Regions from separate parts of the Homo sapiens genome. Here region 1 is linked to region 2. Evidence: read pairs that join two places in POLR2A ChIA-PET (ENCODE). Cell type or tissue: Panc1. All regions are shown on one strand. Each heading gives the region's core, and the rest is flanking DNA. Links, peaks and the distances in the headings are about the cores only. Region 1 overlaps TOP6BL (TOP6B like initiator of meiotic double strand breaks). Region 2 overlaps SPTBN2 (spectrin beta, non-erythrocytic 2).

The links. ChIA-PET counts read pairs that join two places held together with the same protein. Peaks named below come from ENCODE experiments on the same cell type or tissue, not always from the same donor. Only the 100,000 strongest peaks of a DNase experiment are listed, where the experiment ranks them.
Region 1: POLR2A ChIA-PET joins it to region 2 with 14 read pairs; 3 of 35 experiments call an interaction of 5 or more read pairs at or near these places.

The regions. Positions count from the first base shown.
Region 1 is chr11:66,788,569-66,794,866 of GRCh38, reverse strand. The region is part of intron 3 of TOP6BL (TOP6B like initiator of meiotic double strand breaks); the gene reads right to left. Among named protein-coding and RNA genes, the nearest start is that of TOP6BL, 47 kb to the right of the region's middle. In Panc1, for the core only: no CTCF peak of the experiment used is centred there; a DNase peak (open chromatin) is centred at 5,046.
Region 2 is chr11:66,698,506-66,705,712 of GRCh38, reverse strand. SPTBN2 (spectrin beta, non-erythrocytic 2) reads left to right here. Exons shown (of 38, transcript NM_006946.4): 14 at 1-29; 15 at 245-1,115; 16 at 3,992-4,129; 17 at 4,431-5,187; 18 at 6,105-6,307; 19 at 6,631-6,721; 20 at 6,928-7,074. Among named protein-coding and RNA genes, the nearest start is that of RBM4B, 24 kb to the right of the region's middle. In Panc1, for the core only: no CTCF peak of the experiment used is centred there; no DNase peak of the experiment used is centred there.

The DNA.
Region 1 (6,298 bases), core at 3,630-6,129, 87 kb before region 2:
GCCACTGCGCCTGGCCCCTTCTTTGTAGATTTTTTTAAAAAGGCTCAGAGAAGTTAAGCAACATGCCTAAGGTCACTTAGCTGTTCAGTAGTATAGCCAGAACTTGACTGTAAGTCTTTCTTTTTTGTTTTGTGAGTGACCTTAAGTCTTTCTAATACTAATTGCCCATGTTCTTGCCAATATACTACAAACACTTCCCTACAAATATAAGATTTACCACTAGGTGATGATTTTACAGCAGGGATGGTGCTAAGGTATCTTATTTATATTATCTCATTTAACCTTCACAAAAACTCTATTAGGTACCCAAATTTTATAAATAAAAGATTGTGCAGGATCTGGATTTTTAAAAATGAAGGAAAATAAAAATAAATATTTTACAAAAGAGTCTCAAAAAGGTTAAACAGCTTGTCCAAGGTTAGCCAGGTCAACTTGGCTATAAATCTTTAGCATTAACCACTTACCTATACTGACTCACTATTATAGTGTTCCTAAAACCAAAGTTAGAAACAGTCTCCTAGAAAATGCAGAACTCCAAAAAAATGAAAGAAGAAATACAATCAGAAATCAGTAGGTTTTTATTGTTGGCTCAGAGAATACACAGCCATGTACTAGGTATATGTTAAAAACAAAAAACAAAAAAAATGGTCCCAGATGTCAAAATATGATAATACAAAAAGAAGAAACATGCAAATATAGAAGGATAAACTATTACAATATTTTTATTTTATTACTTTTTTTTTTTTTTTTTTTTAGAAACAGGGTCTCGCTTTGTCACTCAGGCTGGAATGCAGTGGCATGATCATAGCTAACTGTAACCTCGAACTTCTGGGCTCCAGCAACCCTCCCACCTCAGCTTCCCAAATAGCCAGGACTACAAGTGTGTATCACCACACCTGGATAATTTTTATTTTTTAATTTTCTGTAGAGACAGGGTCTCATTATGTTGCCCAGGCTGGTCTCAAACTCTTGGCCTCAAGCAGTCCTCCCACCTTGGCCTCCCAAAGCACTAGAATTACACATAAGCCACTGCACCTGGCCTTTTAATGTTTTTTATAAGTACACTGAAAAAGAAGTCAAAAACTGTGGCAATAGGTTGGGATTAAAGATAGAAAAAATTGGGCCAGGTGCAGTGGCTCACACCTGTAATCCCAGCACTTTGGGAGGCCAAGGCGGGTGGATCACCTGAGGTCAGGAGTTCAAGACCAGGGCTGGCCAAGATGATGAAACCCCGTCTCTACTAAAAATACAAAAATTAGCCTGGAGTGGTGACGGGCACCTGTGATCCCAGCTACTCGGGAGGCTGAGGCAGAGAACTGCTTGAACCTGGAAGGCGGAGGTTGCAGTGAGCCAAGATCACACCACTGTACTCCAGGCTAGGTGACAGAGAAAGACTCTGTCTAAAAAAAAAAAAAAAAAAAACAAAAAAAGAAAAAATTATTTGAAAAAGTATTTGAAAAAATTAACAAAAATGGGCTGGGCACAGTGGCTCATGCCTGTAATCCCAGCACTTTCGGATGCTGAGGCGGGCAGATCACTTGAGGTCAGGAGTTCAAGACCAGCCTGGCCAACATGGTGAAACCCCATCTCTACTGAAAAAATACAAAAAAAAATTAGCCGATTACAGATGGCGTGCACCTGTAATCCCAGCTACTTGGGAGGCTAAGACACCAGAATCACTTGAACCTGGAATGGAGGTTGCAGTGAGCTGAGATCGTGCCACTGCACTCCAGCCTGGGTGACAGAGTGAGACTCCATCTCAAAAAAAAAAAAACATTATTACCAAAATGGATGGGGGATTATTAGAAAATTCTGTAAATATGTCTAGGATTATTCATGCATGTTAACAGTGGTAATTAAATAATAACTGCAATTGGTATACATATCATAGTCACATCCTTCATTTTTAAAATTTTAGTATAAAATGTTTAAACCAAAAAGCAATAGTCTTTAAAGCATTTTCTGTGCTTACCACTTCCAAAACAACTTCTTGGAACACTTTCAAAGCTTTGTAACCTTGGTGATTATAGGGCGTATCATAGAGAGGGCTAATTATATCTAACAGTAAGACAACCGAAGTGAAAGTTCCTTGAGCAACTACTGGAGAGAGACTACAATGAATAATGATGATATTTACTGACTACTTGCTACATGTCAAGCAGTTTCTATGCAAGTAAGAAATAACTCCATTTTATAGAAGAGGATAATGAGACTCAATAAGCTAATTAATTTGTCCAAGGTCATACACAGCTAGTTAAGTGGCAGCACTGGGATTCAAACCTAGAGCTGACTAACTCCAAAGTCCACATTCTACTATCCAATGCTGCCTCTCCAAAAATGTTCATTTTCTGTGTATACAGGTAGCTATCTGAATGGGGTAATATATAATCCATCATTATTTTTTATGGAGCCTGACAAGCAATGCTTATGTATGGCTACTCAATATATGCATTTACTCACTCATAAAATATTAATGTGGCTTATTATGTACCTGGGCTTATAAAAATAAATAAGACAATCTCAGAATTAGAAGAGTTCACAGTTCAGTAGATGAGACAGACTAATTTATATGACAATGTGAAATTTAGATAAATGAGGTGCTAAAGGAATACAGCAGAAGGACCGACACCTATCCCAGAGTTAGGATAAAGTGACTAATGTCAGGTCAGAGAGGATAATTAATACAACACAACTAACCCCTTAAAAGGGGTTAGAGGACCCTTTTAAGATCTACTCATAGAATTATTAGAGAGAGGAAGCTGGGTGCGGCGGCTCACGCCTGTAATCCCAGCACTTTAGGAAGCCGAGGCAGGCGGATCATGAGGTCAGAAGATCGAGACCATCTGGCTAACACAGCCCATCTCTACTAAAAATATAAAAAATTAGCCAGGCATGGTGGCGAGTGCCTGTAGTCCCAGCTACTCAGGAGGCTGAGGCAGGAGAATGGCATGAACCTGGGAGGCGGAGCTTGCAGTGAGCTGAGATCGCGCCACTACACTCCAGCCTGGGCCACAGAGCAAGACTCCCTCCCAAAAAAAAAAAAAAAAATTATTAGAAAGAGGAAGAGAGAGATGACAAAGCCTTTTACAGTTGGGTGTTGGGTGTTAGAGACCCAGTACCCCAGCCTGACATACCTACAGAAGCAGTGAATTTACTTATTTACTGTTATGAAAAAAATAGATGCTGCCAGCCGTGCACAGCAGAAACTACTATTGAATCATATGGTTTTAGCCTTCACCTTTAAATATGTCTAATTATATGACAGAATATAGAAGTATGTTTTCAAATATGAACTTATACAGTCATGAGCCCTTATATCACTTTCTAGAAGAAAGTCTGTCTCTCTCTCTTGCCCCCTCACCTTAGATACATACACACAGAAGTACAGATGTATAAATATATAGATATGTTTGTGCATATATATGTTTGTATGTATATATGTATAACTCCATTCACTTGATCACTTAGTATTATTACAAAAATAAATATTAAACTGGATAAAGCTGTCAAGAAGATCTTATAAAATCAGATTGCTTTTGAAGGGACATGTTACCCAGCCTAATGAACACCAAGATGTAAGACTAGCTGTGGGCATAAACACAAAACCCAATATCTCTCCTAAATGAAACTTTCCTCAGTCTTCCTTGCAATTGACTTTCCTCGCAGGCCCAAATTAATGGATCATTTATTATAGCTTTTCCATGGAGTCTCTATTAGCCTTTGCTGTGAACCTTGCTACTTAACCTTTCTCCTCAATTGAGGCATCCATGATGAAATCTTTTACAATCTCCCTTTTATCTCTTCTCATTCTCTTCATTCAAATATTGTCTACATAGCTGCACAGTACCAAAAACAATGAGATATAATGGAAGAAATGCATGAGGAAATCCTTGTTCCCTTGAGGCTAATGCCGTTTGACTATACTATTATTTTACTTCTCATCTCCATCACCAGCTGACTGCTGGTCACTAAGCTCACAGTTTTCCTCTGTATGCCAAATGCTGTCATCATCTTGACTGACATCCATATCCAAGCAGATAACTAGCCTAAGCAATAACTTAGTCTCACAGTTCCCTGACCTCTTCAACAATAATGACCTTGACCTCCACTCATTCCCAGCCACCTATTTCCATGGCCACGGCTTGGAACTGTTCCATTCTGAAAATCTTAAATTGAAATGTCCCACTCTATTGTGAAAAGATGTACACCAAGGTGTTAATAACGGCTGCCTTGAAAGGCCAAATTATGTGTATTCTAAATGTTTGTTTTGATCATACTTTGATTTTTCTGAGGGAAACACTACTTTTGCAATAAAGAAATAAGAGAAACTTTATCACTCTGATAACAACTTCCTATTCTTTCAAGTGTCAGAATCTCCTACACCCAGCAAATCTGTTTTTCAGTCTCATCAAGACCTCCAGACTTCAACCTCTTCCCATGGATTAGATGCCCTTCCTCCATGCTAACATAGCATTCAGGGCTCACTTCTATCATCCATCCTGGGAATCACACCGTATTGTAATTACGTGTTTACTTCTTGATCTTTCTATTTATATTCCAGGTTCCTTGGGATCAAGTAACATATCTTTTTTTTTTTTGAGGCAGAGTCTCACTCTATCACCCATGCTGGAGTGCAATGGCGCCATCTCGGCTCACTTCAAGCTCCGCCTCCCGGGTTCACACCATTCTCCTGCCTCAGCCTCCAGAGTAGCTGGGACTACAGGCTGCCACCACACCCGGCTAATTTTTTGTATTTTTTGTAGAGACGGGATTTCACCGTGTTAGCCAGGATGGTCTCAATCTCCGGACCTCATGATCCACCCGCCTCAGCCTCCCAAAGTGCTGGGATTACAGGTGTGAGCCACGGCGCCCAGCCAGGATCAAGTAACATATCTTAAGACACTGTACCTACAGATAGTATCTAGCTCACTGACACTGACTTGAACAAACACACGTCTGGATGAATAAGTAAATATTGAAATAGCCCTGATCTATATGAGTCAGACTTTGGTTCAAGTTCTAATTCTGCCATTTAACTGTTGTATGACACTGGGAGAGTCAGTCAAGTTCTCTGAATCTCAACTTTCTGGTCTGTAAAATGGGGTGATAATCCTCATCCTACCCACTTCATAGACTTGTCAGGATGCTTACATAATATATATAAATGTTATGTATACAACTTACTGCTTGTTCAGGCTGACTGAAACACAGAACCTCATTTCCTAGAATTGCCCTTCTTGGTTCACTGGAATCACCTTTTTATTGCTACTTGACATGAATAGTTTCAGAGCTGACTAACCATTAATTGCTCCAGATTGTTTACCCTCCATTCTCCTAAAGAAGATAAGGCACAGCCAGGGATATCTGTTGTCCTGATACCATACCCATTCCTTTCAGAATGAGCATATAATTATTCAAACATGGAGAAAGGCTGCCCAAGGGCTTCCTGGGAGAATGTTTAAAGCACTCTAATTCGTTATGTCTCCACCAACTCTAAGGAAGGAAAATAGGAGATGAGAGACCTGTTAAAGGGAATGGAGAATGAATTATCACCCTCATAAATCTGGACTACAAATAAGTCGATAAAGAGATCTCTAAACCAAACTAATAAAAATGTATCCAGGTAGGATCTGCACTGGGAGTCACTTTTAATTTTCTTTATTAGGAGATCCAAATTCAAATAAGGGCTTGTTTCAGTGGTTCTCAAATTCATCTGCATATTAGGAATCACCTGGGATCTAAAAAATGTTCCAAAGCCTATGCCATACCTATTACGGACTGAGTGTGTCCCTCAAAATCCATATGCTGAAGTTCTAAGCCCCAAAGTGACTGTGTTTGGAGGCAGGGCCCTCAGGAGGTTATTAAGATTAAATGAGGTCACAAGGGTAGGGCACTGACCCCAGGTCTTAATAGGACTGGTGTCCTTATAAAAAGATACACCAGAGCCAGGTGCCAGTAGTTCCCACCTGTAGTCCCAGCTACCAGCTACTCGGCAGGCTGAGGCAGGAAGATCACTTAAGCTCAGGAGTTCAAGTCTGTAGTGTGCTATGACTGCACCTGTGAATAGCCACTGCACTCCAGACTGTGCGACATAGCAAGACCACATCTCTACCAAAAAAATTTTCAATAAAAATAAAGAGACATTAGAGATCTCTTTCTTTTCATCCACATGCAGAAAAAAAGCCATGTAAGGACACAGTGACAAGGCAGTAGTCTACAAGCCAGGAAGAGAGGCCTCACCAAAGCCAGCCCTGACAGCACCTTGATCTTGGACGTCTAGCCTCCAGAACTGTGAGAA
Region 2 (7,207 bases), core at 1,725-4,224:
TGCCCTGCGCTTCTGCAACCCAGGGAAAGGTGAGAAGTCAGCGAAGGCACTGGAGAGGGAGGGGCTGGGAAGGAGCACATCAAGAGCCGAGGTGGAAGGGTTGGGAAACCTGGGGACGGGAAAGATGGTGGCCAAACGATGGTGACTGAGCTAAAGCCAGGGAGGGAAGTCCAAGAGAGTGTGGTGGCAGGGAGCAGCCGGAGGGCTGGGTTAAGGCTCTGACCCTCTCCTGTGACTTTCTCAGAGTATAGACCTTGCGACCCGCAGCTGGTGTCGGAGCGGGTGGCCAAGCTAGAGCAGAGCTATGAGGCACTGTGCGAGTTGGCAGCGGCGCGGCGGGCCCGGCTGGAGGAATCACGGCGGCTCTGGCGTTTCCTCTGGGAGGTGGGTGAAGCTGAGGCCTGGGTGCGGGAGCAGCAGCACCTCCTGGCCTCAGCCGACACGGGCCGAGACCTGACCGGTGCCCTCCGCCTGCTCAACAAGCACACAGCCCTGCGGGGCGAGATGAGCGGCCGGCTGGGGCCCCTGAAGCTCACCCTGGAGCAGGGCCAGCAGTTGGTGGCCGAGGGTCACCCTGGGGCAAGCCAGGCCTCTGCCCGTGCAGCTGAACTCCAAGCCCAGTGGGAGCGGCTAGAGGCCCTGGCCGAGGAGCGTGCCCAGCGGCTGGCCCAAGCCGCCAGCCTCTACCAGTTCCAGGCCGATGCAAACGACATGGAGGCCTGGTTGGTTGACGCACTGCGCCTGGTGTCCAGCCCCGAGCTGGGGCACGACGAGTTCTCCACGCAGGCTCTAGCCAGGCAGCATCGGGCCCTGGAGGAGGAGATTCGAAGCCACCGGCCAACCCTGGACGCCTTGAGGGAACAGGCAGCAGCCCTGCCCCCCACACTGAGCCGCACGCCCGAGGTGCAGAGCCGGGTGCCCACCCTGGAGCGGCACTACGAGGAGCTGCAGGCCCGGGCAGGCGAGCGAGCGCGGGCCTTGGAGGCAGCCCTGGCGCTCTACACCATGCTCAGCGAGGCCGGGGCCTGTGGACTCTGGGTGGAGGAGAAGGAGCAGTGGCTCAACGGGCTGGCCCTGCCTGAACGCCTGGAGGACCTGGAGGTCGTGCAGCAGAGGTAGGCCCCTCAGGCTCCTAGTGGGACCAGCCTTGGGAGGTGGGGGTGGGGGGGCCAGGATGTGGGTGGTGAGTCCCTCCATAAACTTCCTGCCTCACCCCTTTGAGTCTTAATGGTTGTCCATTTCTAGTTTTAACAAAAAATGTTAACCATACTCACAAGTAGAGACATTTCACCACAAACCCCTCTACACCCGTCACCCAGATTCAGTCATTGCCAACATCTTGCTCTATTTGGTTCTCTGCCCTTTTAAAAAGCAAATCCCCAAGATTAGCACATCCCTCCTACCTTCTTCAGGGTGTGCCCTTTAAGAAATACAAGGAAGCGGCCGGGCACGGTGGCTCACACCTGTAATCCCAGCACTTTGGGAGGCCGAGGCAGGCGGATCACGAGGTCAGGAGGTCGAGACCATCCTGGCTAACATGGTGAAACGCTGTCTCAACTAAAAATACAAAAAATTAGCCGGGCACAGTGGGGGGCGCCTGTAGTCCCAGCTACTCGGGAGGCTGAGGCAGGAGACTGGCATGAACCTGGGAGGCGGAGCTTGCAGTGAGCCGAGATCGTGCCACTGCTCTCCAGCCTTGGCGACAGAGCGAGACTGTCTCAAAAAAAAAAAAAAAAAAAAGAAAAGAAATACGAGGAAGCATTCTTACCTACAATATATTATTTTCAAATTGTCTGTGTGGACTTAAAATAGCTGAGGCTTTGAAGTTATAAACCTTTTAGACAGAGACACTAAAATAGTTTTATTTACAGAATAAATCTTCAAATCATTTATTCAATAATAAATCTTAAAAATTTTTTTATAGAACCACAATACCATTATCACATAGAACAAAATTAGGAATTTCTTTTTTTTTTGAGATGGAGTCTCACTCTGTCACCCAGGCTGGAGCGCAGTGGTGCGATCTCGGCTCACTGCATGCTCTGCCTCCCGGGTTCCAGCGATTCTCCTGCCTCAGCCTCCCAAGTAGCTGGGACTACAGGCACCCACCACCATGCCCAGCTAATTTTTTGTATTTTTTTATTAGTAGAGACAGGGTTTCACCATGTTAGCGAGGATGGTCTCGATCTCCTGACCTCGTGATCCACCCGGCTTGGCCTCCCAAAGTACTGGGATTACAGGCATGAGCCACTGCGCCGGGTCAGGAATTTCTTGATATGATCTATGATCAATGTGTAATCAAATTTCCTGGTGTTTAAAAAAATATAATTAGGTCAGGCCTGGTGGCTCACACCTGTAATCCCAGCACTTTGGGAGGCCAAGGCAGGAGTATCACTTGATTCCAAGAGTTCATAACCAGCCTGGGCAACATAGTGAGACTCCACCTCTACAAAATTTTTTTTTTAATTAGCCAGGCATGGTGGCAGGCGCCTGTAGTCCCAGCTACTGGGGAGGCTGAGGCAGGAGGATTGCTTGAGCCCAGAGGTCGAGGCTGCAGTGAGCTGAGATCGTGCCACTGCACTCCAACCTGGGTGACAGAGTAAGACCCTGTCTCAAAAAAATAAATAAAAATAAAAATGTAATTAAAGATTTTTTTTAGTTTTCAAGGTATCCTAATGTAGAGGTTAACAAACTGCAACCCTTGGGCCAAATCCAGCCTGCTGCCTGTTTCTGTAAATAAAGTTTTTTTTGGTTTTTTTTTTTTTTTTTTTTTTTGAGACGGAGTCTTGCTCTGTCCCCCAGGCTGGAGTGCAGTGGCACAATCTTGGCTCACTGCAAGCTCCGCCGCCCGGGTTCACGCCATTCTCCTGCCTCAGCCTCCCAAGTAGCTGGGACTACAGGCACCCGCCACCACACCTGGCTAATTTTTTGTATTTTTAGTAGAGACGAGGTTTCACCGTGTTAGCCAGGATGGTCTCGATCTCCTGACCTTGTGATCCACCCATCTCAGCCTCCCAAAGTGCTGGGATTACAGGCGTGAGCCACCATGCCCGGTCTGTAAATAAAGTTTTACTGGAACAGAGCTACACTCGCCCTTTTGCGTATTGCCCGTGGCTGCTTTCAGGCTACAGCAGCAGGGCTGAATAGTTGCCGCAGCAGCTGCATGGCTCACGAAGCCTATAATATTTACCATCAAGCCCTTCACAGAAAACATTTGCAGACCCTGCCCTATTAGAACATCAAATGTCGGCCAGGCGAGGTGGCTCACGCCTGTAATCCCAGCACTTTGGGAGGCCAAGGCGGGTGGAGCATGAGGTCAGGAGTTCAAGACCAGCCTGGCCAAGATAGTGAAACACCCGTCTCCACCAAAAATACAAAAATTAGCTAGGCTTGGTGGCGGGCACCTGTAATCCCAGCTATTCGGGAAGCGGAGGCAGAAAATTGCTTGAACCCGGGAGGCGGAGGTTGCAGTGAGTCGAGATTGCACCACTACACTCCAGCCTGGGTGACAGAGCGAGACTCCATCTCAAAAACAAAACATAAAATGTCCCTGGAAGAAGTTATCCTTCACATTTTCATCACTCAGACAAATATTTTTGGTTATTACTTCATTTTCTAACACATATTAGTGGGATGAGACCCAGATAGGCAGCTAAGGGGGAAGTCCCAGGAGGCTGAGCAGCTCTGATAAAGGGTTGGCCCCATGCCAGGGTCTAGTTTGACTTGTGTGTCTGTTCCTGACCTTTACCTTTCACCATCTTTTGAGCATTTCTAGCGATGACAGTTATTCTGCTTGTTTTGGGGGAGTTGTGGGTTCCTTCCTTGATGCACAGATACTATGAACCTCATAGGCTGAGAGGCAGAGAGACTCCTGCAGATAAGCCTCCTGGTGAAGGAGACACCCTCCTGGGTGTTTAAGAGAGGTGGACTTAGGTGGACTGGGCACATCGCTGCCTCCCACAATTCACGCCTGGCTCTTCCACCCTCTCAGGTTCGAGACCCTGGAGCCTGAAATGAACACCCTTGCAGCACAAATCACCGCGGTGAATGACATTGCCGAGCAGTTACTGAAGGCCAACCCCCCAGGCAAAGACCGCATTGTCAACACCCAGGAGCAGCTCAACCACAGGTGGGTTTGGGAGGGCAGGACCAGGAAACTGACAGAAAAATGAAGCAATGGGGATGGCAGTGAGAGGCAGGTTTTGTAGGGCCTGGAAGGGTGGCTACAAAGGAGGAAGCAAACCAGTCTGGAATATGTTGGGGAAGGAAAAAGGATGAAAGAGATGAGAGAGGGGGTCAAGGTGGTCTGAAGCGGCTGCTGGCCAGAAAGGGAGGAGTGAAGGGGAGCTACCAAGAGAGAGAGAAGCAGGGAAGAAGCTTCCAAACAGGCCTGGCCAGGGCAGGAAGCTGAACCTTCCCCCTGCTCTCAGGTGGCAGCAGTTTCGGCGTCTGGCAGACGGCAAGAAGGCAGCTCTCACCTCAGCCCTGAGCATCCAGAACTACCACTTAGAGTGCACGGAGACCCAGGCCTGGATGAGAGAGAAGACCAAAGTCATCGAGTCCACCCAGGGCCTAGGCAACGATCTGGCTGGGGTGCTGGCCCTGCAGCGCAAGCTGGCCGGCACGGAGCGGGACCTGGAGGCCATCGCCGCCCGGGTGGGCGAACTGACTCGAGAGGCAAATGCCCTGGCTGCCGGCCATCCCGCTCAGGCAGTGGCCATCAACGCCCGGCTGAGAGAGGTGCAGACCGGCTGGGAGGACCTCAGGGCCACCATGCGGCGTCGAGAAGAGTCGCTGGGGGAGGCGCGGCGGCTGCAGGACTTCTTGCGCAGCTTGGATGACTTCCAGGCCTGGCTAGGCCGCACTCAGACTGCTGTGGCCTCTGAAGAAGGGCCGGCCACCCTGCCTGAGGCAGAGGCCCTCCTGGCCCAACATGCAGCCCTGCGGGGAGAGGTGGAGCGGGCCCAGAGCGAGTATAGCCGGCTGCGAGCCCTGGGCGAGGAGGTGACCCGGGACCAGGCTGACCCCCAGTGCCTCTTCCTACGACAGCGACTGGAGGCCCTGGGAACTGGCTGGGAGGAGCTGGGCCGAATGTGGGAGAGCCGGCAAGGTCGCCTGGCCCAGGCCCACGGCTTCCAGGGATTCCTGCGGGATGCTCGTCAGGCTGAGGGCGTGCTCAGCAGCCAGGTGAAAGTCCAGGGCAAAGTCCCAAGCAGGAGGAAGAGCAAAGTAGGGACCCGGGGAAATGTGAAGGAGCAGGATGGGCAGGAAGGACATGCTAGCAAAATGGGGCAGCGCAGTGGTTCACACCTGAAATTCCAGCACTTTGGGAGGCCAAAGTAGGAGGATCACTTGAGGCTGAGAATATCCAGACCAACCTGGGCAACATGGCAAGACCTTGTCTCTACAAAAAAATTTTTTTAAGAAAATAGAAGAATTTTTTAAAAAGAAAAATGGGAGCCAGACAGGATGGCTCACACTTGTACTCCCAGTATTTTGGGAGGCCGAGGCAGGAGAATAACTTGAGCTCAGGAGTTTGAGACCAGCCTGGGCAACATAGTGAGACCCCCATCTCTATGAAAAAAAAAAATTAACTGGACATGGTGGTGCATGCCTGTAGCTCCAGCTACTGGGGAGGCTGAGGCTGGTGGATCACTGGAGCCAGGAGTTTGAGGCTGCAGTGAGCTATGATATGCCACTGCACTCCAACCTGGGCCACAGAATGAAACCCTCTCTCAAAAAAAAGAAAAAGAAAAAAGAAGGAAAAATGAGAATGAAAAAGACGTGAATATAATTTACTAAAACTGACTTTAGAAGAAATAGAAAGCCCAGTTTGTCATGTAACTGTTAAATGGAATCAGGAGCTAGAAGTGAGATAGAACAGGATTTGGGCTGGGGAATGGAAGGTCCTTCCCACCCAGCTTCCCTGTGACTTTCTGAGGCTCCCATGCTGGCTGGCAGCCTCCCTGTCTTCAGAGCTCTCTGGGCTACCCTCCCTGTCTGCTTGTTGGTCCCTACCTCTCAGATTTGCCCCTGGGTGGGTCCCTCCTAGGGGGGTGAATTGTGCTGGGGAAAATGAGCTGAATGTCATCCCTCCCACACAGGAATATGTTCTGTCTCACACGGAGATGCCAGGGACACTCCAGGCTGCTGATGCTGCCATTAAAAAACTGGAGGACTTCATGAGCACCATGGACGCCAATGGGGAACGGATCCACGGGCTCCTGGAGGCTGGCCGCCAGCTGGTATCTGAAGGCAACATCCACGCCGACAAGATTCGGGAAAAGGCAGACTCCATTGAGAGGAGGTCTGATGAGGACAGTCCATGAATTAGGGTTCCCAGGGGGGAATCGGAGAAACAGGGTGACCTCAAAGATAAACGTGGCACAGGAAACCCACAGATGGGGCAGGAGCTGACAGAGAAGTAGAGGGGAAGAACTAAGTGGTTGGAGAGGGCTGGGAGATTCCACCCCCAACCAGGGCTAAAAGGAAGTCAGGATTCCTGGGTAGCCTCATTGTGCTCCCGGAAGGCGTTATTCCCCTAGAAGAAATGGAGGCCCCTAGGTTAGCCAAAGGGTCACAATCCTTTCACAGCAAATTCCAGAGTTTCACAAGAGGGTGTCGTTCCAGGCACAAGAAGAATCAAGACGCAGCGCAGCAATTTCTGGGCCGTCTTCGGGACAACCGGGAGCAGCAGCATTTCCTGCAAGATTGTCACGAGGTGAGGCTCCCTGGGGCCCCGGGATATTCCCTAGCCATCCCTTTCTCACCTTGAGCCTAGAATAAGTCCAGCACAAGGTACCGGAGACTGTGAGCCCCTTCATGGCTTCTTCCCAAGGCGCCCACTTCTCCTGGCTCACTGTGGCCCTGCTTTTATGCCCCCCTCTCCCCTCCCTTGGAAATGTCCCTGTTTTATGTTTGGTCCAGCTGAAGCTCTGGATCGACGAGAAGATGCTGACAGCCCAGGACGTGTCCTATGACGAGGCCCGCAACCTGCATACTAAGTGGCAGAAGCACCAGGCATTCATGGCCGAGCTGGCTGCCAACAAAGACTGGCTGGACAAGGTGGACAAGGTGAGCAGTGCTGTGGGGGCTGCCTCTGGGCAGAGTCCCCCATGGTACGGGGGAGGGCCTGGCTCCAGGACGTGGTTTTTGTCATGGTTAGAGATTGTGGGGTTCTGGTGCCACAGCTCCATGGTGGAAAGTT